2 separate regions of the Homo sapiens genome follow, and region 2 is linked to region 1. The links are chromatin loops, found by intact Hi-C in ENCODE. Cell type or tissue: gastrocnemius medialis. All regions are shown on one strand. Links, peaks and the distances in the headings refer to the core of each region. The heading gives the core; the rest is flanking DNA. Region 1 has its middle 12 kb from the start of HDDC2. Region 2 holds the start of LINC02523 (long intergenic non-protein coding RNA 2523).

Evidence for each region. A loop is a pair of places that touch in the nucleus more often than their neighbours do. Peaks named below come from ENCODE experiments on the same cell type or tissue, not always from the same donor. Only the 100,000 strongest peaks of a DNase experiment are listed, where the experiment ranks them.
Region 2: it touches region 1 in a loop (3-fold over the local background); 4 of 110 quality-filtered maps call a loop at or near these places.

What each region holds. Positions count from the first base shown.
Region 1 is chr6:125,307,812-125,320,685 of GRCh38, forward strand. No RefSeq gene overlaps it. Among named protein-coding and RNA genes, the nearest start is that of HDDC2, 12 kb to the left of the region's middle. In gastrocnemius medialis, for the core only: CTCF peaks have their summits at 3,438 (motif pointing right) and 6,466; DNase peaks (open chromatin) are centred at 600 and 6,490; H3K27ac peaks cover 1,531 bases.
Region 2 is chr6:125,663,236-125,680,262 of GRCh38, forward strand. All of the region lies in intron 2 of HEY2-AS1 (HEY2 antisense RNA 1), which reads right to left. It overlaps LINC02523 (long intergenic non-protein coding RNA 2523), which reads left to right and starts at 11,118. Exons shown (of 4, transcript NR_038906.1): 1 at 11,118-11,240. RefSeq lists an enhancer at 7,219-7,929. In gastrocnemius medialis, for the core only: no CTCF peak of the experiment used is centred there; a DNase peak (open chromatin) is centred at 7,566; H3K4me3 peaks cover 935 bases; H3K27ac peaks cover 1,333 bases.

The sequences.
Region 1 (12,874 bases), core at 238-8,237:
TCCAATCATTTGGAATATTTCTTCTTTACTTCTAACCAAAGGAAATACTGTTATTGTTGTTGTTCTAGTGCATTTCTAACTAGTGAAGAGTAGATGTACGTTTTGCAACAAAATCTTAGTTATCCTAGAGGCCAAAATTCCAGTGATATTATGCATCTGGGAGGGCATAGAAACCAGAAAATTAAAGGGGCAAAAGAGTTAAAAGTATGTCTAACAAAAAATAAATCTAGAGTATCCAGCAGTAAAACCATCAAACCAAAACATGATTTGGATTTTGCCCAAATGACACTTGACACTTAGTGTTTCCGTGGTTTGATGTCCAGAAAAGATAAAGCCACTTCAATGTTATAAGAGTCATAAAAGTCAAACCACGTCAGCATGCAAGCCACGAAGTGTAGAAGTGTGGTGGAAAAGAGAAGAAAATAAGAAAGGGGAATGGCAAACAACAAAGGCAACAAGTGGGGAATATTGCAAGTAACAGATATTGACACAAGGAAAAAAAGTTAAATAAAAGGGCAGCTACTAAAATGGCAATGCTTTGCTTCACTGAAAGTACAGGACAGTTGGGCACTGTCGATGAAAGGACAGGAGTTGCGGGAGTGGCCAAGAGTTTCAGGGAGCGAGTACAAGAAGTATTTATATGACAATGATAATATCTTTCTTTACACAACACCTAATTTGTGCCAGGCCCTTTGCTGGGATCTCTACCATATCATTTGAATCCACAGAAGCCTGCAGAATGCATTATCTGCTTTCCACAGGTATGGAAACAGCACAGAAAGGTTAAATAACTTGCTCAATGTTCCACTCCTGTGTCAGGACTTAAACTTTGTTAACACCATGGATTATATATTTTCTAGTACCTACATGGTCTCCTGGATTTTCCAAAATTGAAATGTGGAGATTCTGGCAATCATTAGGGTCTTCTGTGTGGGGACAACACTTCAATTGGAGAGGAGCTATGCTAGAATGTTGTCATGTCATGTAAATACTGGGTGAATCTGAGGTGGCTGTCTTGCCAAGGAATCATATTTTAGAGCTCGCAAGGGAATACTGAGCAGAAATGTTATTCCATATAAAGTGCATCTCAAGAAATATGTGTGTCTTTGGTTCATCCTAATTGAAAATACAATTTTCTTAGCTTATATGTTAGGTAAAGTTTCTTTTTTGATGACTGCCCTTGTTTCTGACTTGACTTCAGAAAGTGGAAGTACCAAATGACAAACCATGAAGTTGCAGAATTCTCTCACTTTTTGGCAGTACATTTCTGATTTCATAGAGTATTTCTCAAGCAGTTTTATCATGATGGTGATACTAGACAGAAAGATTCTTAAGGGTAGACACTGTGTCTGATCCATCTTTTATCTCCAGAACATAGAACCTAGCATGGCCTCCTCTAGACATGGTGATAAGAAAATTGTGATGATGGTGGTGGATTTAGAAAGGAGACACGTTTCAGGGACAGAATCACCTTGTCCAAAGGCAAGGAGGTGTGCACCATCAGGTGTTTGTAGAGCATCACAAATCAGGATCTCAAAGTTGTTCATTTACCTGAGCGCGATGGCTCACACTGAAATCCCAGCACTTTGGGAGGCCGAGGTGGGTGGATCACCTGAGGTCAGGAGTTTGAGACCAGCATGGCCAACATGGCAAAACCCTGTCTCTACTAAAAATACAAAAAATTAGCTGGACATGGTGGCAGGCGCCTGTAATCCCAGCTACTTGGGAGGCTGAGGCAGGAGAATTGCTTCAACCCAGGAGGTGGAGGTTGCAGTGAGCTGAGATCTCAACATTGGACTCCAGCCTGGGTGACAGAGTGAGACTCTGTCTCAAAAAACCAATCTATTTGGGAGATGTTTCCCAAGTTCCATAAAAATAGATGCTGCTGGTCCAAGGGTTGTGACATTTCTTTTTAAAGATGGAGTTTTGCTCTTGTTGCCCAGGCTGGAGTGCAATGATGCGATCTTGGCTCACCGCAACCTCCACCTCCCAGGTTCAAGTGATTCTCCTGCCTCAGCCTCCTGAGTAGCTGGCATGCACCACCTTGCCCGGTTAATTTTGTATTTTTAGTAGAGACGGGGTTTCACCATGTTGGCCAGGATGGTCTCGATCTCTTGACCTCGTGATCCGCCCACCTCGGCCTCTTAAAGTGCTGGGATTACAGGCGTGAGCCACTGTGTCCAGCTGGGTTGTGACATTTCTATAAAGCAAGCATATTCAGAATTGTGACACTCCTGTCCCTGTCTTCTCCCATGTCCAGGTGAGGCTAGGGGTGGCAGGGAGTTGGGGAGAAAGCATGTTATACTGCCAGAGATGGTTCTTCCTTGTCTCTAAGGCCCGGGCACATCTATTGCCAGAGCCACAGCTGAACAACATCTGTTCTGTTCTAACTTTCTGTTTCTCCCCATTCTCTCTTCATTTGAGCTTTTAAACTGCCTTTAAAACAGGAGCCACAATGGGCCTGTATGTGCCCTCAGCTGTTTCTAATTCTCTCCCAGGCCCACTCTCTCCCAATAAATGACACATTGTAGAAGGTGTTTTATAGCCTGACTTGTTAATAGAGCCAGATCATTCTGTAACAAAACCAAACATGGCAATCAGTGTTAAAACACAAAATCACCAAAAGCTGAGTGAGATAAACATAGAACTATTTGTCATCTATAAAAGAAGGAGCGGGACCATCTAATTTTAAAAATGCTTCTAATTCTAAAATTCTAACCTTTAAAACAAGATTCCCTCACAGTTGAAGGACACACGGCTTTATACTTGGGCTATTGGATTTTTTCCCTATTTGTGGGCTTAGTTTCCCTCCATAGATTCTACTATAAAGTACAAGGATAATTAAATCTGCTCATTTTCTCTTTCCTAGGGATTCAGGACTGAATCAGATAATGTCTGTAGAGCACTTTAGGACTTCTCATGCCACACCATTGAATGTAAAAGATAATTGTCAGCAAGTAGCTGCAGAAGCCACCATCAGATAAAACATTGTTCCTTATGCTTTCATAATTAACGATAAGCATTCCCCACCACCCACCCCGCCGGCCTTTCTTTTCAGACTGGGGAAAGAGAATTCTGAATGGTGATCAAGGTCACATTTTAACTTGCAAATGTCAAGAAGAATCTCATCATTCTTGGTTATTTTTGATTGATTAATATATTAGTTAATTGCTGATGAGTTGCTAATGAGCTAATTTATATGCACAGATAGGATCTAACTATGACATAGGAGTAGCATGCAAAGCTGCAAAGCACTGCTAAACAGATCATGGGTGCTGTCCATGGCACCTCTCAGGGCAGGTTAGAGAGAAGAGTGTGGAAACATTGTGCCTCTCTTCCCACCTACTCAATAAAGACAACAGGGAAAACACATGGAGGCATCTTTGGCCATGAACTCCTCACTGCTTTACTAAGCAGCCACCTGTAGTATTAGAATACTACCACTAAGTGGCACCATCTCATTAGTATTCTCTTTTATCAGACTCCTGAAACCTGCTGCGCCTTCTCTTCTGGACCACGGAATACATTTATTGTTCTGTGTTGGCTGATTTGGGTTTAGCAAAAGGGATCTGCTTTCAACATGCTCCTGTGTTTTTTTTCCTCCTTTCCCACGTGTTTCTTTCATTCTTGGGAATCTGAGCCAATACTTAGGCATACGCATAGAGATGAAGGCCATCGTACTGGTAATAACCATAACAGACAACTTAAAGAAGACAAATACTAATAGTGAGCTTTTTAATTTGTAGAGATGAGTTCCCACTATGTTTTCCAGGCTGGTCTCAAATTCCTGGCCGCAAGCGATCATCCTGCCTCAGCCTACCAAAGTCCTGGGATTACAGGCATGAGCCACTGTACTTGGCCCTTTTTTTCTGCAACAATCCCCCAAAGCCTGAATTTTTTTTTTATTTGTAAAAAATAAATAGGGAACTTTAATTGAAGGCTTTTATTTTTGTACTGGGGGCTTTCCAGGTATTATTTCCCAAATTCATCAGCACTCAGTAAGGTTGCCTTCATTTTGTGAGCAAAGAAGCTGAGATTCAGAGAATTAAAGCAAACTTTTCAAAGATGCCCAATGAGAAGGTAAGTGAGACACAACAGGAGTCTAAGCTTACATAATGTCAGAGCATTAATGATCTTTGAATCATTCATGTGACTTAAATATTAGGTATAGTGAGAAAAGACAGAAAAAGTCTAACCCTTCGTGAAGTTCAAAATTGGAAAGGGAAAATAGAGTAAGTGAACCAAATTATTTGTAATACAAAACAATGAGTTATATATGAAATCCATCAAGTTTATAAAGGGTCTGAAATTATTGGGGACACTTACTAGGTACATGCCTCCAGTCCAGGAGACATCCTGAAACCAAATCTTCTCTTGAAGTAGAATTTTTCTGAAAGGGACATAGCTCTGAAGATGAGAGTGAGGAAGTTAGAATAAAAAATATATATTCTCGGGTTTAGCCCTCAAACTCTTGAATCTTTGCTGAAGATGATTTTGTTTCATGACACATTAATTTGTCCTATGTTATTTGAGGTGACGTCTTAGCTCTGTAAATAAGTAAAGGAGATCTAAGTAAACGTTTCAAAGGCTAACAGGCCAAACTCTCCTAGACTGATTATCCCCCAGAACCCCAGGAAAAGCAAGAGCCAGGAATCTCATAATGTGAAGACAAACTAACATTGACGTGTTATGGGCTTGACCTCCCACTTCATGTCTTGCATGCATCACTGTACTTATAACAACCCAACAAGATATGTGTAATACTACATTCGTATTCCATCAGGATGTTGAACTTAGGCAGGTTCAGCACTCACCAGAGGTCACACAGCCAGTGAGTGGTGAAGCTGGGATTCCATCCAAACTGGCAGATCAAAGAACTTGGCTTTTAACCTTTAAATACACTGCCTCCACTTGGCATGCTACATGGTGGTGAGCAAATGCTCTGGCCATTGTAATACTAACTTAAACTTGATTTATGTTTCAAAGAAGTTTCAAGTACATTATTGAATTTGATGCTAAGAACAATCCAATGAGAAAGGCAGTTTAGATTTTCTTATTACCACACCCGCCCTCTAACATGCACACACACAGACACAGACACACACACCCCAGGAGAGTTTAAGTGACTTGGGTTAAACCACAGAGCTACTAAGTGGCTGACCCTGAACTTGAACCTAAGTGTTCTCATCCTTAGCCTACTGCCTTTTTCCTGTGACAGCAATACCACTTCACAGTAAAAAAAAAAAAAAAAAAAAAAAAAAAATGAGGTAAAATTTCCTCCATGTCACTCAGAACATGACATTATCTCCAAAAGTCTCTGTTAAAAGTTAGGCAAGTGGCCAGGTGCAGTGGCTCACACCTGTAATCCCAGCACTGGGAGGCCGAGGTGGGTGGATCACTTGAGGTTATGAGTTTGAGACCAGCCTGGCTAACATGATAAAACCCCATCTCCACTAAAAATACAAAAATTAGCTGCGCATGGTGGTGCATGCCTGTAGTCCCAGCTACTCACAAGGCAGAGGCAGGCGAATCGCTTGAACCGGGAGGCGGAGGTTGCAGTAAGTTGAGATCGCACCACTGTACTCCAGCCTGGGTGACAGAGTGAGATCCTGTCTCAGGAAAAAAAACAAAGACAAGTTACTTAGAAAATATCGTATGAACATCAAATCATATTAATACGTACAGGTGTATATTTTAAATCACTTTAAAGCTCCCTATAAAGGAGAATCTAAAACTGCTTTTTCAAAATTTTTGCATGAATAAATTCAGACACATGTGTAGTGATTTACATAAGTTTATCCAGAAATCAACATCTGTGTTTTGTGTGTGTTATGGATAGAGAGATTTGTACTTTATTTGCACTAGCCACATGCAACAAATGTATAAAGATAAAATCTCTATTCAGATACAGTCTAAGATATCACAATTAGTTTTTATTTAGTCTCAATTTTCTGGTACCCTCTAAGCTGTAAAATCCTGGGAATCCAAAAAAAAGAGTTCAAAAGAAAGGGCCTGAGGGCAGCAGTCAGTGGCTGGAGAGTCAATAGGGGAGTCTTAGAAGTCATTGCACCACTCTGAACCCCACATTCCTCACCTATAACAAAAGGGCTTAGAAGAACTCTAAGATCTCTAAAATGCTAAGGAATAATTCTTAACCTCGATAAAGTCTGAAGACTTGTTTTACTCTGTAAGGATCTACATTTTAAAATAAGTAGCTAAGAATTTTCCATTGCCGTCTTTTAGTAGTAGATTTTTATTGACACAGAACACTCAGGGCTATTTTTCAGAGCCCAGATTTATCCACCTCCCGTGTGCTTCCACTAAAACCGACACGATGTACAGTCTCAGGCACTTTCTCACTGTTTAATAAAAAGGTAATTGGGTGAAGAGCCGTGAGAAAATACTAGTGACTAGATTATTCACTCTTCCGCTGGCCAATGGTTCCTCTGATTTTGGCCCACAGGGGGCCACTTTGATTCGCTGCTGAGAGGTGGCGCTCTTGACCAAAATATCCTCACATCAACGCTGGTGGAGGCTTCCCACTTTATGACTTCCTTATAATAGGCCACAGATGTTCAGTGCAAATGACTGTGCAATACATTGATATCAAAAATTGTTATCACCATACCCCATTCCCTTGGATGATGAATTTCATTTAGAATTACAAAGGAGCAGGAAAAAGGAAGAGGAAGAGGGCAAAACCTCAAAAGACTTCCAATGTTTCAAGAAAATGTTGGACTTTGTTGTGCGCCACTATCAAGCTTTTTCCAAATTTGGTTTCCAAATTACTACGGCAAAGAGGTGAGGTTAAAAGGTTTTGCTGTCTGCAGGCAGAAGGCATCTTTGTGCTGATATGTACCAGCATTCATGTAGAGCTCTAGAGAAAGAGACCCAAGTACTCAGAGACTTTCAAAGGTACAAGTATTATTCTTAGTAATAAACCCCAAATTGTTATACATAGAAATTTGAAATTTAGAATTTAATAAACTGTAGTTCAAATTAACATAGAATCCTCAGAAAGCAAGGCATAAGGATTTGTTTCCCTGATTTAAACTGATGATATGATAGGATGCATCTCTTTATACCCTCCGAATCATGAATCTTTTCACGGCCATGAAATAAAACATGTTAGGGTTTTCTCTTGGCCTGGGGACAAACTGGCTGCCCTTCTGTTAGTCCCATAGATCGGGTCAACTCTCCATGGATATACCAGTACCCCCAGTTTCTGTCTGTCATGACAACTCACCTTGGACAATGCTTCAAATTATTAGATAATCCTTATATTAAAACAAAATTTGTTTCCCTGAAGTTTTAAATTTTAATTCATAAACAAGACAATACTTTAAGATTTTTTTGAGCATCTGCCATGTGCCAGTCCTTGTGAGGGCTTACAAATAAAAAGGTGAGGAAGTTATATGTAGTTTACCTGATCTTGTGGAATTTATAGCACACTTCTCTAGTTCTCTCAATTTTTCCATCCTAATGCTCCTAGGAAATAGATCACATTCCCATTGTAACAGTGGCACTCTACAGCAGGCACATGAGCATCTCAGCAGAGAAAGGAATTATAACCTGAGGAAGTCCCCAAGTGACTCTACTTACCACATGCCCCTCTTTCAGAATCACTGCTCCAATGGCTCTATATTCCTATAGAAGTTTAATCCTACATCAACAGGGTGGCAGGTCAAATATCTGAAGACAATTATTACGCATCTTCTCCCCCAACCCCTCAATATTTGCATCTTCAGGCTTAACATGCCACAGAATTCAAACTATGATGGTTGTGTTCTTGAAGAAAAGACTGGCTCAAAAAAAGCTATTGAGAACAGCTGTAAATGCATTTACATCTGTAGTTAAATGGAACTGAATCCATCAGGCAGAACCAATAGCTGAGGAGGAGAAAAGGTGATGAGAAGACAGAAGCCTGGGCTACGTGCAGTGCATTGAAATGTAGGCTAAAATGAGCAACCAAAAATGCGAGGAACGTGGAAAAGAGAAGAGGGATGCATTGTCCCATCATCTTGTCTTTCTTCATTGTAAGACACAATAGATTGTTCCTTGTTGGGGATTGGAAAGGAAGAATTATAGAAGCAAGCATATTCTGTACGGATTGGTCAAACAAGATTTAAAGCGAGAGACAGAGAAGGAGGAGGAGGGGGAGGAAAAGAAGAAGGAGAAAAAAAGAAATTCTAGGATAAAAATCATTCCCCCTTATAGAGCTGGAATGTGTATAATGTAAAGAGACAGTTGCATTAAAGCATTAGGCCTCATGGCCTGATTAACATCATTTGATCTTTTCCTATTGAAAAGACCCTATGTGTTTCCAAAGGCAGTGGCTTTTTAAATAAAACCAGAAGTCTGGGTGAGCAGAAAGCTGTTAGAAGAGAAAGCAACTTGTTTTATATTTAATCATCTTTTTATCCTACGTGCTTCATAATCTTCAGTTTCCTTCTCTCTGTCAGTAGGGGATGCATATAAAGTTAAAAATCTAGACTCTGGGAGATCTAATATGACAAAAACCAACAAATAAAAATTCACTATGACCTAAATTGGTCAGATCAGACTTTTGGGCTGCCTGTCTCCAGGAGCTTTTTTTAAATTTTTTATTTTTTCTGATTTTTTTTTTCATCTTTTATTCTCCCTCCTCTCAGCTATTTAGCTAACAATCACTAAGCGATTTCAGTGAGATTGATTAGCACACCATCATACCAGTTTTTTTTGTGATTTACTTTTTATCTTGCTTTTCTACATTCTTTTGCAAGTTTCTGGTGAGATTGGCGCTCTTCCTGAATTTGAGAGTGACCATCAGAAAGCCAGAATTTTCCATTAAGCAGTTCGGTGAAGCATATTGGTGGGGGCAACTGGAGCATCTCCACATCCATGCTGTCATCTCAGTGTGGCCGGGCTAAGAGACGGGGAGGGCTTCTGGTTGTTTGAGAGGACAGAGCAGTCATCGTAACTAGTTCAGTCTCAGTGGCCCATTCAGCTCCTGGCATAGCTGCCAAGCCAGCCAACAAAGGACCATTGTAATCCTGACGGTTTCCCAGCAATGACCGGACAGGCGCAGACCACCAACCAGCTCATTTCACTTACACTGTTCACAAGTAAGACCATGAATGGAAAAAAGTCAATGGCAAAAATCCCACATCCTGCTAAAGTTGGTTATGTGGACACTTTTCTAGCGAGCGAGTCTGCCTTCAAGCTGGTAATCCTCATACCTGTTTTCTTTGTTTGTTTGTTTTTAAGTACAATTAGCTTGAATGATAATGCGAAATGCTCGTAGAATCCTACCAAAAATTAGGTTTGAGTTTAAAAAAATAAGAATATAGCATACAATACTTTGAAAAACAATGTATAATAAAAATAAAATGCCATAAATGTAAAGCAAAATTGAGATAAGTTTTGAGGATAAAAAATAATAATTCCAGCTAGTGTGAGACCACTGTGACTATTAAAGAATTAAATTTTGGTGTCTAAAAATGGAGTTTTCAACTATAAAATGGAATTATTTGAACTCAGTTTCCAATTTTAGATACGCAATCAAAAGTCTGCCTTTTCTGTGAACCAAACCAATGACATCTCTAACTCTGAATTTTTAAAAGTAGCAATACACCTTGGGAGGCTGAGATGAAAGGATTATTGCCTAAGCCTAGGAGTTCGACAGCAGCCTGGGCAAAATGGTAGGACCTCATCTCTGTTTTTAAAAAAAGTAGCAATAAGTAAAATAAAATGTTTAAGAACAAAGGAAATTCAGAGGTATGTATCATGTATTTACCACTGATTGAAAGTCAGGATGTATTTTTTTTTCTTTTTTTTTTTTGAGACGGAGTTCCACTCTTGTTGCCCAGGCTGGAGTGCAATGGTGCAATCTAGGCTCACTGCAACCTCCACCTCCTAGGTTCAAGCGATTCTCCTGCATCAGCCTCCCAAGTAGCTGGAATTATAGATGCCTGCCACAATGCTCGGCTAATTTTTTGTATTTTTAGTAGAGACGGGGTTTCACTGTGTTGGCCAGGCTGGATGTATTTTTAACAATCAGATAAAATGATCTTTTAGTACATTTCAATTAAAAATGTGGCATGATTCCATTTATTTAAATTGCTTTCCTTGTAAGTACAAGTTATAATAATGGGATGCCACATTTACTTTTCAGTTATCAAATATTCAAACAAATGATAGTATTCCGTGCTTGTGGGGGACATGGAATGAGAATATGGTGTTTCAACTAGATCCACAATTTTAGAAAGCAGTATAGCAGAACCTTCATAATGGTCTACCTCTTTGACTTCATATCCTTCTTCTTATATTTTATGTATGTATATGAATTATAGAATTTTTTTTTTGAGATGGAGTCTTGCTTGCTTTGTTGTCCAGGCTGGAGTGCAGTTGCGCGATCTCGGCTCACTACAACCTCCGCCTCCTGGGTTCAAGCAATTCTTCTGCCTCAGCCTCCCAAGTAGCTGGGACTACAGGTGTGCGTCACCATGCCCAGCTAATTTTTGTAATTTTAGTAGAGATGGGGTTTCACCACATTGGCCAGGATGGTCTCAGTTGCTTGACCTTGTAATCCGCCGGCCTCTGCCTCCCAAAGTGCTGGGATTACAGGCGTGAGCCACCGCGCCCAGCCTATAGAAATGTTTTAACTATACATATACATAATATTATATTCCAGGCAAGATAAGAAAATAAATACAATATAGTTCATCAGATCAAAAATAAAAGCAAAGCCAAAGAATACGAAAAAACAAAGGCCCCAAACAAAATGAGACTAACAGAGTCACTGTTAAGTAAATTGTTAACAAGTAGATGTATATGATTGAATACTATGTAGCTATTAAAATTAATGCTTCCAAAGATTCTTAATAATAAGGGAGAATAATTATTTAAATATTAGTTGAAATGAGAAGCTATAATTGAGTGGCTGGCACTGATTTTAGCTTACAAAAGTACAATAAAATATTTATAGTCATGATCTTGGTCAGTGGAATTTTGGTTGATTTTTCATTGTTTGGGGCTCAGGGAGATTTGATATAACAAATCTCTGGGAGATTAATTTTTCAACGTTATTCCCAAAGAGCATATGACATTTTTTATAATTATAAAATAAAATCTTTGTTGAAAAAAAAACTTCTTTCTGAGAAAGCAGGAAAGATCCAAAATTGACACCCTAACATCACAATTAAAAGAACTAGAAAAGCAAGAGCAAACACATTCAAAAGCTAGCAGAAGGCAAGAAATAACTAAAATCAGAGCAGAACTGAAGGAAATAGAGACACAAAAAACCCTTCAAAAAATCAATGAATCCAGGAGCTGGTTTTTTGAAAGGATCAACAAAATTGATAGACCGCTAGCAAGACTAATAAAGAGAAAAAGAGAGAAGAATCAAATAGACACAATAAAAAATGATAAAGGGGATATCACCACCGATCCCACAGAAATACAAACTACCATCAGAGAATACTACAAACACCTCTACGCAAATAAACTAGAAAATCTAGAAGAAATGGATACATTCCTCGACACATACACTCTCCCAAGACTAAACCAGGAAGAAGTTGAATCTCTGAATAGACCAATAACAGGCTCTGAAATTGTGGCAATAATCAATAGTTTACCAACCAAAAAGAGTCCAGGACCAGATGGATTCACAGCCGAATTCTACCAGAGGTACAAGGAGGAATTGGTACCATTCCTTCTGAAACTATTCCAATCAATAGAAAAAGAGGGAATCCTCCCTAACTCATTTTATGAGGCCAGCATCATTCTGATACCAAAGCCGGGCAGAGACACAACCAAAAAAGAGAATTTTAGACCAATATCCTTGATGAACATTGATGCAAAAATCCTCAATAAAATACTGGCAAACCGAATCCAGCAGCACATCAAAAAGCTTATCCACCATGATCAAGTGGGCTTCATCCCTGGGATGCAAGGCTGGTTCAATATACGCAAATCAATAAATGTAATCCAGCATATAAACAGAGCCAAAGACAAAAACCACATGATTATCTCAATAGATGCAGAAAAAGCCTTTGACAAAATTCAACAACCCTTCATGCTAAAAACTCTCAATAAATTAGGTATTGATGGGACGTATTTCAAAATAATAAGAGCTATCTATGACAAACCCACAGCCAATATCATACTGAATGGGCAAAAACTGGAAGCATTCCCTTTGAAAACTGGCACAAGACAGGGATGCCCTCTCTCACCGCTCCTATTCAACATAGTGTTGGAAGTTCTGGCCAGGGCAATCAGGCAGGAGAAGGAAATAAAGGGTATTCAATTAGGAAAAGAGGAAGTCAAATTGTCCCTGTTTGCAGACGACATGATTGTTTATCTAGAAAACCTCATCGTCTCAGCCCAAAATCTCCTTAAGCTGATAAGCAACTTCAGCAAAGTCTCAGGATACAAAATCGATGTACAAAAATCACAAGCATTCTTATACACCAACAACAGACAAACAGAGAGCCAAATCATGGGTGAACTCCCATTCACAATTGCTTCAAAGAGAATAAAATACCTAGGAATCCAACTTACAAGGGATGTGAAGGACCTCTTCAAGGAGAACTACAAACCACTGCTCAAGGAAATAAAAGAGGACACAAACAAATGGAAGAACATTCCATGCTCATGGGTAGGAAGAATCAATATCGTGAAAATGGCCATACTGCCCAAGGTAATTTACAGATTCAATGCCATCCCCATCAAGCTACCAATGACTTTCTTCACAGAATTGGAAAAAACTACTTTAAAGTTCATATGGAACCAAAAAAGAGCCCGCATTGCCAAGTCAATCCTAAGCCAAAAGAACAAAGCTGGAGGCATCACACTACCTGACTTCAAACTATACTACAAGGCTACAGTAACCAAA
Region 2 (17,027 bases), core at 3,583-11,582, 360 kb after region 1:
TATATTGGTAGAGAGACTATCCACCTAGAAATCAGAACCCTGAAGTTCTGTTCCCAGCTTTAGGTAAGCCCCTTTTGGTTTCTTCATCCAAGACCTTTATCACGCGGTTGCAAGATGGACATGTATCATGTTCCATGCACTTCCAAATAGGCTACCTCATTTAATCCCCTTATTATTCCCACTTTGCAGACAAGAAAACCAATTCACACCAGGCCAACTGTTAGAGGCAGAGCAAAAAAGCAGAGGATGTGCAGTGTGAAGACTTGGGGTTGAGTCACCATTCCACCACACTGTCCCACTGTGTGGTCTCTAGCTTAACTTTTTTTTTTTTTTTTTTTTTTTGCGACAGAGTCTCACTCTGTCACCCAGGCTGGAGTGCAGTGATGCTATCTTGGCTCGCTGCAACCTCCACCTCCCAAGTTCAAGTGATTTTCGTGCCTCAGCCTCCCGAGTAGCTGGAATCCCAGGCAAGCACCACCATGACCAGCTAATTTTTGTGTTTTTAGTAGAGACGAGGTTTCACCATGTGGCTCAGACTGGTCTCGAACTCCTGATCTCAAGTGATCCAACAACCTCGGCCTCCCAAAGTGCTGGGATTACAGGCGTGAGCCACTGTGCCTGGCCTCTAGTTTAACTTTTATGTAAAGTGTATCCCAGCACACCCCTTATAAATATGGATTCTGCTTCCTTCTTTCTTCATGCTCAAAGACATAAAACTCTTGAGCAACAAGGCTAGGAATGTATCTGAATTCAAATTCAGATACATTTATTTTAAAGACCGTAAGCAATTTTTATTTCTGCAGAGGGGATGACAAGGTCACTCTGAGAGCTTACCAAGAACAGAAAGTGGAGAGAGCTCAGAGGCAGGAAATCTGCCGTGGGTCGGCCTGCCTACCTCCAATGAGTTGTGTTGTAACAGCCTGCAAGATACTACTTATCAAGGAAATCATTTTTTACACCTCTTTTTTGCTGATTATAAAAATATGTCTAGGTGCTGAATGCAGGGAAGCAGGGCTTTGCAGAGGCTTAGGCTGAGGAGATTTCTCATTCTAAATGACACAAATTCCTAAACAGAAATTAGGCATATTATTTCACAGAGATTGAGATTATAAAACATGCCATTTCTGGAAAAAAAAATAAAGTAATGCCTGCTAATGACGGGGAAAGGGAGAATAAGCAAAATGTTAAAATTTTGGTGCATTCACATCCAGTATCTATCAACACATGTATGTTGTGTATTTGCATGGAACTCTACTCTTCTAAAGTAACTTAAATTGTTTGTTAACAAATTTTTTTAGACTCTTAGCCTGTATTCCTGGATATGTTTGTTATTTCCAATTTTTTACCACTATAATATTGCAATGAGTAACCTCGTACATAAATTTGGCAAAGCCATTTCAGAAATATTTTCTAGGCACACTTAGGGCATGTTGTGAGTGTTTACAACGTGCCAGTGTGCACTATTTTATTAGCATTATCAGCTCAATCCTTGCCCACATCCCATGGTGTATCTTTGATTACTATTGCCTTTTACAGATAGGAAAACTGAGCAGAAGAAAGATTAATCCACTTGCCTTAATTCCTACAAAATTTACAGAGCCAGGGTTTGAATAGTCTATCTCCAGAGCCTAGACTTTTACTAAGAACATTGCCACAATTGCCTTGTCTCCTGATATTCAGATGAAAGGGGATTTCCCTTCACATCAGATGTAGCGTATAGAAGCCTCCCAATTAGAGAGTCCAGCTGGGATAACCTGGAAACACTCTGGAATCTGGAGTTATCCTTGGGTTGCCCTAGGTCCACAATGACCACAAAGCCTATGATGTGCACCAAAGTCCACCCCCGAGTCCAGCTCCTGAGTCCATCATGCACAATAGAAAGGACATTTATTTCAAGATCCCTAACAACACACAACCTGATAAAGCCACACTGCAGACAATTCTGCAAGCCTTTCCTCTGAAGTTGATTTTTCATCTTGTTGCTTCAGAGCATGTGTCATTCTTGACTAAATTTCTCTTCCTCCCATTTTTGCACAGGCTGATTTGTAATCCTCAAAGTTAACACAAAGTTACCCTGTGAAGAGTAAACCTATTGGGAAAACACACTAAAGCTTCATAGTCAGATTATAATTAGTTTCTGTGGAGGAAAAAAGAATGACAAAAGCTACAAAAACAAGTTGTTAGTAACACCCAACTTTATGTTGAAGATGAGACAGTACATTCTGTGCTCACATATGCAGAAAGAGGCAAACAAAATATGGTAGAGGGAGTCTCAAAAAGGAACCTCTGCCATCTTCAGAACTGAAAGCAGGATGTGTAAAGGAAAACGAATGACCTGAAAGGAGTTTTCATATAGTGTAGCCCACGAAGGCCAAGGCGGGAAACAGCATGCAGCCAGAGAGGGGAGAGAGGGTATAATGAGATACAGCTGAAGAAGGGAAAATTCTAGATGCCTATCAGAGACTTCCTGGCAGTGAGAACTGCTGGATTTGAGAATGGCCTCCCAAGGGAAAGGCGGGAAGCTCCCTCACTCAGGACACTGGAAACCGGACAGAGCCAAACAGTAGTGGCTCTGCTGAAGGAGGAAACCTGCAAACAGAGGATGAACCAGATAACCTGCAAGGCCGTTTCTTTCTGGATTCTCTTTGATTATAGTAATATAATCCTGCAGGGATGTAGGAAAAGTTGCAGGGGGTGCTTTGCTTTAAATTTTTGAGTGAACTTAATTCTGATGGTTGGTGCTGGACTGACATCCTAAGAGACAAAAACTCTCTATTCATCCATACAATGGATACAACTTTGACAGGGATACCTTTCTCCACTGGGCTTTACCAAATGTGTCCCCAGTCCAGGTATTAAAGTAGAAGGGAAAGCTGGATCCTTTCACCATCTGACTCATTGCTTCTCTTCATAGCTTCACCACAACAAAAGAGTATTGGTTATAAAGATTGGCTCTCAGACTGAATACCCTGCACTCCGCCCCCACCTAACAACTCAAATGTTACATTGTGAAGAGGCCACACAGAACTTTTAAAAGCACCTATCTGAAGGCCAGGCATGGTGGCTCACACCTGTAATCCCAGCAATTTTGGAGGCCAAGAGGAGAGGATGGCTTGAGCCCAGGAGTTCAAGACCAGCCTGACCAACATGGTGAGACTGTATCTCTACAAAAAAAGAAAAAAAATTAACGGATCCATCTGGGAGGCATCAAATTGAGGCAAACCACTTTCAAAGAATGGTATGTAGTAGCAAGCCTAGGTCTCTTATTCTCTTTTCTGCATGAACATATGTCAAAAAGGATGGATGGATAGATGGATTTGGATATAATTACTACATACCTTTTGCTTCTGGGTCTGGAATAAGAAGTTTTAATATAGCATCCTTTTCCCTTTCTTGTCCTTCTTTATCTTCCATCTCCCTTTCATACTTTCCTTCCAAAGGATAATTTTTATCCTCCCTCAAATTTGCTCAGAACACGCCAGGATAAGAGATCTCAGTTACGAGAAGTTCGAGTAAATATCTTCACCTGCCAGACTCTCTGCCAATTGATGCAGATCCCTTGAACATGCTCCTGCATCTCTCCTGAGTTGCTGGTTTCTTATTTTCTTTACTTGCATTTTTGCAGAAGTAACCTCAAAGTGCCAAGAAAGTTCTGCACATAAACCAAACAGTAACATTCATCTGAGATGCAGCTCTTTGATCTCCTCTTCCAAGTATGTGTAAATCTGAACGTTTTATTTTCTGTATTTCTCCTCTACCCAAGCCCAGCAATATTGACACAGCTACATAGCTGACTATCTCCCTATTATATGAAGGCTTGGTCTCACTACATACCAGTGCAAATTTTTTAATCTGCCTTTCTAGTCCCAAATCTCCAGAGCAGGTGGGAGGAGAATGTATGCAACCTTTTCATTTTCACCAGGTATGTAGACCTGACCAGACATACCTTCCATCTATATGGATGCAAACCTCACAGAGGCAAAACCCTCAATTCAGACAATGGTATAGGCGTGCGGTCAAGTTTGCCCTAGGTCCAAGTACTGATCTCAGGGATATTAGCAATAAAGGGAAGACCCAGTTTGCCCCTCATTTTATGAAACGATTTTAAACAAAATTCCCTGCATATTCTGAGAATGAATATATTTAATCATTAATTTCCTATAGAAGGTTTCTATTACACAGCAATAGACTCGGAGAAAAACAAGGCCTCACGAGCGGCCCCGCAGGGTTTGGATGGCGTTCTAGCCAAAGCTTGCCCACAGAGGTTGGAACTTGTTTTTCCCCTCTATGTTTAAGTAATCAAAAGAACATCTACTCAGTGAAAGAGAGAGAACTGAATTTGTCAGGAAGTAGTTGTTGCCTCTGATTTCCTGCTCCTTTATTAGAGACAAAAGCCTGCTATATAGTTACTTGCAATTGGTATATGGTGTGCATTGGCAGACCACAATGTAGGTGAGTAATGAATCCTGTGGGAATCTGAATGACCTGACCCAAGACCCCACTCACTAGTGAGCAGACAACCTGGAGCCTGAAAACACATTGTTTTCAAGTTAGCGAAAGGCAATTTTTAAAAAATTAAAATGCCAGAAAAATAGAACACAATGACAGCCCAACACAGAGTGATTATTTTCATGGCTAATAAAAAGAAAATGATTCAACACATACAATGCCCAAGGGTAAGGCATGACCAAGTGTAAGAAATGCACCTCAGTGAATAATTACCTTCTTGAATCCACTGACCCAAAGATCTCCTGCTTCAGGACTTGTATATCTCCACACCTGAACCAACTAGCGGGAGAAAGTTTCCTTGAAAAAGTACCTGATGTAAACCTGTAATATAGTAGAGCCATGATAACCTCTTCATGGCTCCTGGAATAAATGTATCACTCTATCTACCGACACGTCTGCTTCAACTCAGCGTCAGTACATTGACTCCCTTGTACTTCCAACACTGAAGGAGAATTATCGCTTTGTTAATTGTTCAATCCTCAAACAGGAACACAGTTTGCCAAGAGTGCCTCTCTCGAACGACAGAACCTCACCCCCTGCCAAAGCGCAGGATGACTAGCATAGACTGTGTACTGCCACTCAATGAGTTCTAACACCCTTAACGGGGTGGTGGTGGCCTTGCATGACCATGTCTAGCTCACTGGCCACAGAATGTCTGATGTAGTATCCTGGGTCTTTCACACAGGGGCCAGGTTTTTGGCCAAAAGGACCTGATCTCTCTCTTTGTACTCAATCATTTCCACCTGGTTTTTGTTTTCATTTTAACTCTCTCATAAGGAGACGTCCCAGCTGGGTCATCAACATAGTAAAGAAGCATTTATTCTGAACAAATAACATAATTCATAGGTATATATTGACTTTGTCTGTTGCCCCAGAGATTCTTTGTGTCCATACCCTGAAGCCATTTCAACATAACCCAGTCCAATATAACTTGGGATGCCAGGGCCAATTCTGGACATGAAGGAGCAGGTTCTCTCAAAGCCTTCTTGATTTGAACTCCGACTGAGGGAATCTATGAAAGCTCATCCACAGGCCTCCGAGATACCATCTGCCCCATGACTTAATTTGAAATTTCTTCCTATGGGAGCCCAAGCATGACCAGAAGGCAGGTCATGGTTAAAATGTTCATAGCCAACTAAACAACGGTCTGCTTGTTCTCTCCCATGAGTGACCAACCTTAACCATCCCCTCATTTCCATCCATAAAATTTTTCTATTATTTCGCAGAAATAACCTTTGAAATTTGTTTTATTTTACAAAATAGCTCTCAGACACGATTTTTAGAACACTTGCAGGACTTGCACACATGTGGTCTTCTCTTCTTTTTAAAGCCACTTAGTGACTTTACATGACTGTAATGTTTTGTTTATTACTCTTTGTGAGGAGAGCTGGGCTTGGTGGCTCATCTCTGATCCCAGTGCCATCCCCGTTGGGCAGCTGGGAATTGAGACTCTTCTTCTGTCATTATTGGCTGTTAAAATGTCTGATGCTTCAGTGCTCCTTGGCCTATCTCTCTCTCCACATGCTGTCTCAGCCTCCAGGGCCTATCCATATGGTTTGGACTTTTCATGAATGATGATCTTGAGTAGTTGGACTTCTTACATGGTACTTAGAATTCAGAGAAAAAATCATCCCAAGAGACTCAAATGGAAGCTTCGAGGCTTCTTATGAGTAAGGCTCAGAAATCCCTGAAAATTACTTCTATTTAGTTCCAGTAGTCAAACAAGTCACTAAAGTCAGTCCAGTTTCAAAGGAATTGGAGAAATAGATTCCACTTCTTGGCTGGGGAATGACATGTAAGAATAGAAAGAATTGATGGTAGCCATCTTGTATATAAACTACCACAGAGGGAATGCAACTCTTCCTCTAGCATTATGTTTTTCCACAAAGGTGTGAAAGCAGTGCTGTTTGCTCCCTGGTTTCTTATAAAGCTTTGTTTTTACGAGGTTTTTTTTTTTTTCATTTATAGCTCCATTTATTCATAGGCTTCAGATGTAAATCCATGAGAGTCTGGACTCATGAATGTTGTAAGTGACAAACACTATGCTTTACTCAGAAACTCTTCCCTGCTAATAAGGTATTATAGAACTAAGCTTGTCTGTTGAATTTGTTCTTCCTTTGAGATAACTTCTCTTCAAGGATGCTTCTTAGTTCCCTCAAACGCTGGAAGGTCCATCTTGCCAGGGCACCAGACATGCATGGACATTCCAGACTCCAAATGGTGACTGTAGCCTGGGCTCAAACAGAGACCACTGCTGCACAAGTTATTTCAGCACAGAGCCTGGCATGTGGGAGACGTTCAACAAGCATTAGTTCCCATCTTCTTCTCTTCTCTCTATACAGGGAGACCTAAGTTACATATCAGTTTATGATTCCCATCTACAGATGATAAAACTGAGGCTCGGAGAAGTTAACAGGTCCGATCAAGTTCATGTAACCAGTATGTGAAGGAATTGAAACTTGAGCCCAGTCTTCTGATGCTTAGTTTAGAGTTATTTCAGTTCCAAGGATTACAAGGGCAAGTTTACTACCTGAATTCAAAGGTATAAAATTGAGAGCAGATTCTTCAGTGGAAAAGAATATAGCAGTAAGAAAATGGGATGCCAGGGTTGGTACAGATAAGTATTGAAATAGAAGTAGCGTATCATAAAATTACACCACCCATTCACCAGTTTTGCCTGGAGCCAGCCTTATTATATTTTCCAGAAATATATCAGAGGGTTTACTCTTACAAATACATACTAATGATACTGTCTTAAGTTCTTCAGGCTAGTAAATAATTTTTAGCTTTGTGCTGCGCACTCCAAGTCCCCTTTAATCCCTCACGTCCTGCTTACAGTTAATGGAATGCAAAATTCCATCTTGCCCTGTTCTTCAGATCTCCCAGCAGGACGTCACTGCTGTGTATCAGTTACTAGGTGTGGGTTTCCTTTTGCACCAGCTTGTCTGCCTTCCGAGTGATGAAACGAAGCTTTCCCCAAGGAGAGAACCCAACATTATTTCCTCCTGCCTGGTCAGCTTCCACTGAAAGCCTGTGGCAGCCTTTGCTTCCAGCAACAACAGGCTGGTATCCATAACAAAGGCAGCCAGAGGCTGTGATCTGGCCGTCTTCAACTCTGTCATTTAGCCAACATGGTTTCCTAGCCTTGTCCCAGATACTATGCCTCTGGTCTTTGGTTGCCCTACTACCTGGCATACATTTAGGTGTCAGCAGACAAGATGAGCCTAAGTTCCCATCTCCTTGACTCAAGAGATCTGTGACTGTGCTGAATAAAGTTTACTTCCTTTACTGAAATTACCAGAAGACATCTGCAAAGAGGTCAAGTCACTGTAGGTCATAATCATAATATATTCACTTTTGGAGGCAAAATGCAAAAATGCTGCTCAGAATTAAGACATTTTTTACACATCCTGGAGCAAGAAGCAAACAAGTGCTTTAAATTCTGTGATGACTTTATTTTAAATTGTGTCACTTTTACACTGCACTTATTAAAATAAATGTGTTGAAAATTCTGGAGAGAAGACCAGTGTGAGAATTCCACCCTTGAATTAATGTAACTGTTTTCTCCTAGAGAAATATGCCCAGTAGGACCTGGCATTAAAATGAGAATAACTTCAGCCCTGCAGACAACCTCTTCAACGTTAGTGTCACCAAAGCAGGGAAGGGACACAATGAAAACAAATATACCATATTCACTTATCTAAAATAGAGTATAACACATCAGCCACAGCCAATTCATTCTATTCACTTTGAAAATAATGTAAATTATGTAGAGTCATCATAAAAAGAAGGAAAATAATCAAATAAAAAAGACAAAATTAAACTCACATATAATCACACTATCTTGACATAACCACTGTAAATGATTTGGGATATATATTCTTCCAAACCTTGCCCTGTGTGTATGTATATATATATCATTTTAACAAAATTAAGCTGCCTACAATTTGTAATTTTCTATCTATACTTAATAGAACATAATTTTCTATGTTGAAAAATGTACATCTACATTGCAAAATATCACCTATTTTTAATTATAAAGGGGAAAATGTGCCTTTATAATAAAAGCATCTGTTATCCTCCAGCCAGCGAAGCTTGACTTTGCCAGTAATTTGGTGGCCTGATACTATATGCTTCCTGATGCAATGTAGTGAGAAGTATGCACATCGCCTATTAAGTGTTCTTGCCTAAAATGTTTAACCAATTCTAATCATGATGAAACAAGCTAATCCAAGATGTTGGGCATTCTGCATAATGGTTATCCTGGACTTCCCAAAGGATTTGAAGTCATCAAAGAATAGAGGAGACAGTTTTCAAAGATTGAGAGCTACTAAGGATATATAATAGTTAACGTCATGAGTAAAATTTCATTGGAATTTGAATCAGAAAAAAAAAGCTATAAGGAATATTTTAGGACAATTTAAGTATGTTTGCAAATGATCTTATTGAATCCATGATTATTTTCTTAGGTGTGGTAATGGTGTTGTGAGAGAGAATACTCTTACTCTTGAAAGGAGTGCCAAATGAAGTATTAAGAGGTGAAATTTCATGACATTGGTACACTACTTTCAGAAGGCTGGGCCAAAAAGAAGAACCTATCCACAGAGACATGTTGTTAACACATATTCACTGCACCATTCCTTCAAGTTTTTGGTGAGTTTGAAATATCTCAAAGTTATTTATAAGGCATATGTATGTAACATGTAAGCAGGCATATTTCTCCTTATTATTCTTTCAACTTTTATTTTAGGTTCAGGAATACATGTGCAGGTTTGTTATGCAGGTAAAATCATGTCTCAGGAATTTGTGGTACAGATTTCTTGTCACCCCAGATACTAAGCCTTTTTTTTTTTTTGAAAGGGTTTTGCTCTGTTGCCCAAGTTGGAGTGCAATGGTGGGATCTCGGCTCACTACTCTCTGCCTCCCAGGTTCAAATGATCCTCCTACCTCACCTCCCGAGTAGCTGGGACCACAGATGCACACCACCACATCCAGCTAATTTTTGCATTTTTTGTAGAGACAGGGTTTTGCCATGCTGCCCAGGCTAGTCTTGAACTCCTAGGCTCAAATAATCCACCCACCTCAGCCTCTCAAAGTGCTGGGATTATAGGCGAGAGCCATCACACCCAGCTAGGCATATTTCTATCTCATCATATTTAATGACTAAATGAGATTCTATTATATCATAACCTATTTAACAAATCTCTGGTTTTCAACATTTCGTTGTTCCAATTTTTAACTAATATAAACAAGTTTCAAAGACAATTCTTGTAGTTGTTTGCATGTATTCTTCATTATTTATTTAGGATTAATTCCCAGAAGCAACTGCTCAATCAAGTTTATGAACATTTTTAAGGTTTTCAGCACTAACACCTGCAACCCAATTATTGGATTCAGCCCTGAATATTTTCTGTAACCCTCAAGCCCCAAAACCTGTTAATTCTCTTTAAAATTACTACAATTGTCATATGATAAGACTTCTAACACTGGTATTTTATTTCCCAAGTTGTTATAATTAGTGCTTTCACTCGTTGACAACACTTAGTAAATTTTTTTGTATACCCATGGACATTTCAACTCTATACAAAACTGCTTTCATTGTAACCATAGAGAACCTAGGAACTGTCCATCATCTTTTCTTGTCCTGTTCATCTGCTCTAAAAATGTCTATCTTTATTATTGGCAGCAACACAACTTTGGTCATTGTCCCCAACAAAAGTGGCACTACCCTGGCCTGACCAGAGGTTAGACCCACCTAGCAGTGTACTGCAGCCTTGTGGCACTTTCCATGACAACCACTCTGGAGGACAAGGAGTCTGGGTGCTGCCATGGTCTCGACCACTATCTCCAGGAAGTCATCTTCCAACACTTACTAGTTGATACACACATCACTACATCACACTTATTAAGCAGTATTACGAAGTGCTATTAAGTGTTATTAGCACTATTAGTGTTACTAAGCGCTGTGAGAGCAAACCCTAGCCAAACACTTTCAGAGCTGTTCCTCACAGGTTTGGTCTATTTAACAAGCCAAGCTCATCGTTATCTAACACATTGAGATGCAGCCAGCTCCCTTTACTTGCTCTGTCTCTCACACATACACTCATTTTCCCCACACTAAAGCATGTGCAGAATATTCTCCAGGACCTCACTCTGGCTAAGTGACCAAAAAGGAAAGGAAAGTTAAGAAAAATATACATAGCCATTTTATGTAGTATATTTTTTGCCAGTAGAAGTAAAATCGTTGACCCAAGAATCCAAACAAATTATGTTTTAGCTGGATCCCTTTCAAATAATAATAATAAAGAAAGTTTCAAATAACTGGAATGCAAGTTGCCATTTATGGAAGTGTTGAGATAAACTCATACCCATTTCAGGCTTCTCACAAGTTGTAGGATCAATATTTTCTGTTACCGGTTCTAATGTGGTATCCAAGCCCAAATCACGTTGACTAATAGCAGAAAGTTCATCCAAAGAAAACAGATAATGAGTTATATTAAAACCTTTCATCCCTTTCCAGAAGCAATTTTTTTCCTCAGCTCTCATGGGAGATCAGATTTCCAACCCCTCTTTGCAGTGGTTTTGGCTGCTCCTCTCACACTGAAAGCACAGGGGCCTTGGTCCTTCCATTGATTCATAAGTACAACACCCTACTTCTTGGATACAGAGCCATCGCGGAATGTTCGCTGGAGTGAGGCAGCGTATGGAGCACATGGGACATGCAGACCCAGGTAAGGTGTACAGGAGGCCGGGATCACCTGCAATGACTGTAACCTCAGGCAAATCTCACAACTTTTCACAGCCATGGATTTCACATTTATGCTCTGGCAACATTACCTCAAACCCACACTGTGTGGATTATGTGGAGAACTCTATAAACTATAAAAGTTACACAACATTTATTATTTTGGTGTACTTTAATTCAAGGGACAGTATTTAGCACATTGAGATGGTCTTCTGATCTATTTTTAAGAAAAGGTCAGCTAACATGAGATCTAAGAAGAGTATTATTCTGAAGTTACCATTAAGCTATAAGTCAAAAGACAAAATCTTGGTGTCAAAAAAATTGTTTGAAAATTTTACCAGTCAAAAATAATTTTTTATTAAATATATAAAATTTTCTATATTATGCAAAACCAAAAGATATGCACATTTAAATTTTACAGAAATTCAGAGGCACATTTATTTTACTTAGGTCACTGTTCGATGGGAGACCATATCCTGTACCCCTCTGCCAGGGGTGATGTATTATCTGGCTCAACCATGTGTCTGGAGTTGGGCCTCAGCAGAAATAACCTGCAGCTATTCCTCTTAAAAGTTATGTGACTTTGGGCAGTTAGTTTTCAACCCTGTGCCTGTTTCTTTATCTGCCCAATAGGGATAAAAATCCTTTACTTGCTCATCTGGTGACTGATTTTTATAAAGAACTGACGTCCTCGGCCCAAGGACTACCCCAGCTCCAGCACTCCCCATAGGAATAGCTAAGACTTTTATTGCAACATCTTTGTAATCCAGCTTCTTCTCTGCCTAATCTTGCATTCTTTACCCCTCAAAGATATTGTTGCCAAGAACCCTTCCCAACACACCCACTGTACACAAATCTCAGTGTATCAGAGTCTGATTCCTGGGAACCCAAACTATAACACCCCTTTTCAGGAAAAATGGACAAAATATCTATTCATAGAGGCTTGTAATGCTAAACATATCTTCTAGAGGTCATGCAAATCAGGTTAAACAACAAGAAAACCTTGGTGATCTAGTTTCTAACTCCTTCAACACCTTCTGTTCTGGAAGCTTAATTAGAGCAACTTAACTCAAGAGGGTAAGACAGTTTACCATGAATTGGTGGTCCTCACTCCCAGAAGCAATTCCAAGCATTTACTCTTTTCTCTAGATTTGCCTTTCCTTCCCATGTCAGTTATTCTTGCTTTCCCTTCCAAATATGCAAACCATCCATGTAATGAGATCTTGGTGTCTCCTCACCTGCAAGCATAGATTGCATGCCTGGCTCTGGCAACCCATGTTCTAACTTTATTTCTCGTTCAAGCTCTGTATACCATAGTCAACCCTATTTCCTCACTGCCTTGATCTTCAATAAAGATCAGAGAGCTATCCATCAGAGAGAATGGGAGAACTTCAAGGCAGACCTAAATTGGCTCAAAGAACAAGTGCCTCAAATGCTAGACGATGAGTTCATTTTTCAAAAAGAGATCCAAAGAACTCCTGAGTGGCATATAAAACCCTATTTCTAGACATGGAGTCTTTCAGACTGTATTTAGCTCAGAACATTATCTCCTCCCATTTTACTACCAGTTTTTTGTTTATTGTCTCTGGAGTCTGGTTCTAGCAGCCATCCAAGAAAACTGTGGGAATGTCTCAAAGCTGTTGCTAGTTATTCACCTTCATCACTGCTTCTACATTCCTAAGACTCCAAGAGCCTCAGTCAATTAGGGAATAGTGGATAGTGACCATCTAGACACCGTTTGCCACAACTGCTGTGTTATGGCCCCAGCCTTGATTTTCCAGATAAAAGTGAAAGCCAAGTATAAGGAATTGTTCCCTTGAGAGTGCTCACCTTGGCTGAATAGGATCTTAGAAGCCCACAGGTCATAGGCTCAGTTCTTAAACTGTAGATTTCAGTAACAGCACAGACAAAACATTACTGGTTCATCTTGTTTTTAAAAGGGCTCAGAATATGTAAACTTTTAAATAAACACCACTATCCTATGATCCTCATTTTTGAAGTGCCTTTGTGAGAACTGTTCATTTTTTCTTCTGTTCTTGCCACACCAAAAGGGAGTTATGGTGTTGAACTCACTTCATGCCTGAGACAGATCCATCCAAGAAGCAATACTTTGAACAATGTAAAGATGGCTATAAATGTTATATTGTATGTTTTCCCTCAGAACTTTAAAGAAATTCCAATATTTCTAGCTTGGTTGTTTGGATTTTTTCCCCCTGATTTGAGAGAGCTAGTTTCTCTCTCCCTCAACAAATTTCTTAGGAGGTCAAGATTTTTAATTATTTCTAGTCAGTAACAAAAAAAACCTAAGTGTACTTAAATGAATAAGATATTTACTTTTATGTTGTATACATATCACGGCTCCTCTTCAATTAAGGTAAATATATTTGCCTCTTTCTGTGGATTATTTTCCTAATTTTTCAGTGTCACATGATACTAAGTCATGGAGCAAAAAACAAATCCTTAAGTGTAGTTGGAATAGGACCGAGGAATCATTACTACTGTGTGCTGAAATCCCCTCATGATCAAGAATCAAAACTGACATATGATGAATTGAGCTAAAGGGTTAATAAGATGAATTTTTATCAGCGATGGGTTTAAACTGGATTTGGTTCTCCTGAATTTAGAATAAACCTAACTGAAAATGCTTTTTTTTTTTTTGAGACAGACCCTCACTACATTGCCCAGGCTGGACTTGAATTCCTGGACTCAAGTGCTCCTCCCACCTCACCCTTCCAAGAATATGAGACCGCAGGCATGTTCTACCTTACTCAGCTCTTACCAATATCTTTTAATGTTACATCAATATTTTTAGATAATAAACATTGTATTGTTGAACAAACTTTATACTCTAAGTTATTTTTTAATTAGGAAGAAACTAAGGAGAAAAGTTTGAAATAATCTTTGTCCCTCCCATTATACCTGTAATTACGTTTACAATTTTAGGAAAATATTTTAGAACTATAGGAAAATATTTTTAGAAGCCAACTTGGATGAATCTTGGGGAGCTCCAGAAACCTTTCACAACTTTTTGAAATGTAAATAACAATTAATTTATAGTTAATGTTTGTTTCTTCATGCCTGTATTTATAGTATTTCTCTGGGAACAGAGCTGTAGAAAAAAAAAAACAGATTAAGAAAGTTTAAAATGGCTCATGTAGGTAATTTTAAAATCTTTAAAAGATATTACCTATAGCTAGATTTCCTCTTGTTTAATTCTGCAGCTAGGATATAAGCAACCATACAAGTCCCTAAGAGAGGCAATGAGATCTATCAGAGCAACAGACTAGGAATCAGGACATGGGAACATGATGGGGGCCCTGCCGTGAACAAGTTAGGATAGCCACTTAAGTCACTTAAGTATTCTGAGCCTTGGCAGGGTGCAGTGGCTCACGCCTGTAATCCCAGCACTTTGGGAGGCTGAGGCAGGTGGATCGCTTGAGGTCAGAAGTTCAAGACCAGCCTGACCAACATGGTGAAACCCGGTCTGTACTGAAAATACAAAAATTAGCCAGGCATGGTGGCGGGCGCTGTAATCCCAGTTCCTGGGGAGGCTGAGGCAGAAGAATCACTTGAACCTGGGAGGCAGAGATTGCAGTGAGCTGACATCGCACCATTGCCCTCCAGCCTGGGCAACAGAGCGAGTCTCCATCTCAAAAAAAAAAAAAAAAAGTATTCTGAGCCTTAGTTTCCCAATCTATAAAATGACTGCCCAGACCCCCTCCTCCTCCAGCATTCTGCAGTTTCTTATTCACTTAACAAACCTTATTAGAGCCTATTAAATGCAAATTTGCTTTAAAGAGATTATTTATGTTGCCTTTGTTTAATATAATGCCAACGCCAAATATTACATGTTTATATAATGCTTCACTTTTCACATCATCCTTTATCCTCAAAATAATCCTATTTAGATAGATCAAACATTGCCAAGATCATTTTTGAATGAGTAGACATAGACACAGAACAACTAAATGACTTGTCCAGAACCAGAGCAGCTAGCAACAGAGTCAGTTCAAGATTTGGGTCTCCAGTGTCCAACAGGCTAATCTCTTTCCTTGGGCACTCTTTGCACAAATAAAAGTACCTAGCTGTATGGCTGCCTTCTTCCTTCTTTATTGTAAGAATGTCTTGCATCGGCTAGCTGTCCATATGTTTTAGGACATCTGCTGACAGTTATTTGTATACAGTTACTTGAGACCAGGGCTATGGTTTGATCCCAGTCTCTCCTCCCACGATGCAAGGACCTTGGGCTAGTGATCCACCCACAGAATAAAGATCGACAACCTTGAGGATATTCTTGGCATCAGCTGTGTTACTGCCTGGGTATGTTGTGAGGGAAACTATCTGTGGAGTCCTTGAACACATGAGGAAAGGACGGATAAGGCCAATAAACTTTATAAATAGGCTCTTACCAAAGTTTCTTTCAGAAGAAAAAGAGAGCTTTCCAATCCTTGCTTTTCTTAAAGCCATTTTTGACTAACATCTCTTGGTTGTCAAGGACACAATAAGGTCATTAAAACCGTCTTCATACTCATTTCCATATTATGTTCCCAAATGGCAGAGCTGGTGTCAGATTCCTTGAGGTGCAGGGGGAAGGGAATAATAGGAGACTTGCAAAGGCTGGTAGAGATACTAAAATATTCCATGCACTTTTTGTATATCAAAAATTATAAAAAGTCACACTTTTTCTGTAGCAAATAATATCAACAGGGAAATTCAAGCTAAGATTTAGCCCCAGAATTCGACTAGTCCTTTCAGCCTATTTTGATAACATTCTTTTTATGCCCTCTCATTCAATCCCAAGTAGGGAAACTGATCAAACGCATTCTGCACATTCCACTGAGCCCACAGATTCAGCCTCCCAGCTGCAGCGCTAACCTCACAAATTCAGACTAGCTCCAGTTTACGAGTGGAGCAACTTTCTTGAATGGAGGAATACCCCAAACATACACACTTTACCTAACTTGCCTGACTTTTGCAGCTCCAGGCTTTTTTTTTTTTTTTTTGCTGGCACCATTTTTCTGTCTAATCAGAGACTCTTAGATGGAAAGGATTTTCTCTCTGTACTCTTCCACCTCCCTCTCCACAACACAATTTCAAATTCATATTCAATACTGCATTACAACAGTTGCCTGATTTCTGTCAAGGTTCTGACCGTAATGAGGCGCCAGGATATAGTCAGATTTTCAGTTGGAAAAACTTGGCTTTATGAAGTCTGCATGTGAAGAGTTTGGCAGATGAAAATTCAGAAATACAGCCAATGAGGCAAACATTTAATCTTGGAGAAAGCCCTTCACATGAATGCAGTTGACATAGAAGAAAGGAAACCACAAAAATAACAGGGCAATAACATTAAAGACTGGGTTTACACACACCAAAAGAAAAGGAAATTCAGAGCTGACTTCCACATCCCTTCTTACAATTCATCACCACAGGACGAAATATGCAGATGTTGTTTTTTTTGTGTGTGTGTGAGACTGGAAAAAGAGCAAAAATTTCAAAATCAGATTAAGACAAATGTAGTAAAATGTCTGGTTATTCTTTGCACTGTGATAGTTATCTTTCATTTTAAGTTCTTAAAATACTTTGCAACAATTAGTCTCCCCATTTCATAGCTGGGGAAATTGAGATCCAGGCCAATAAAGTAACTCCTGCTAACACATAGAAAATCAGAACCACAAATTGAGTTGCAACTTTTTTTCCACAACCTGTTACAAAAGTCATTTTCTTGATAGCATGCTCTTTTCAAAAAGAAAATAGATTCAAGCCCAGTTCT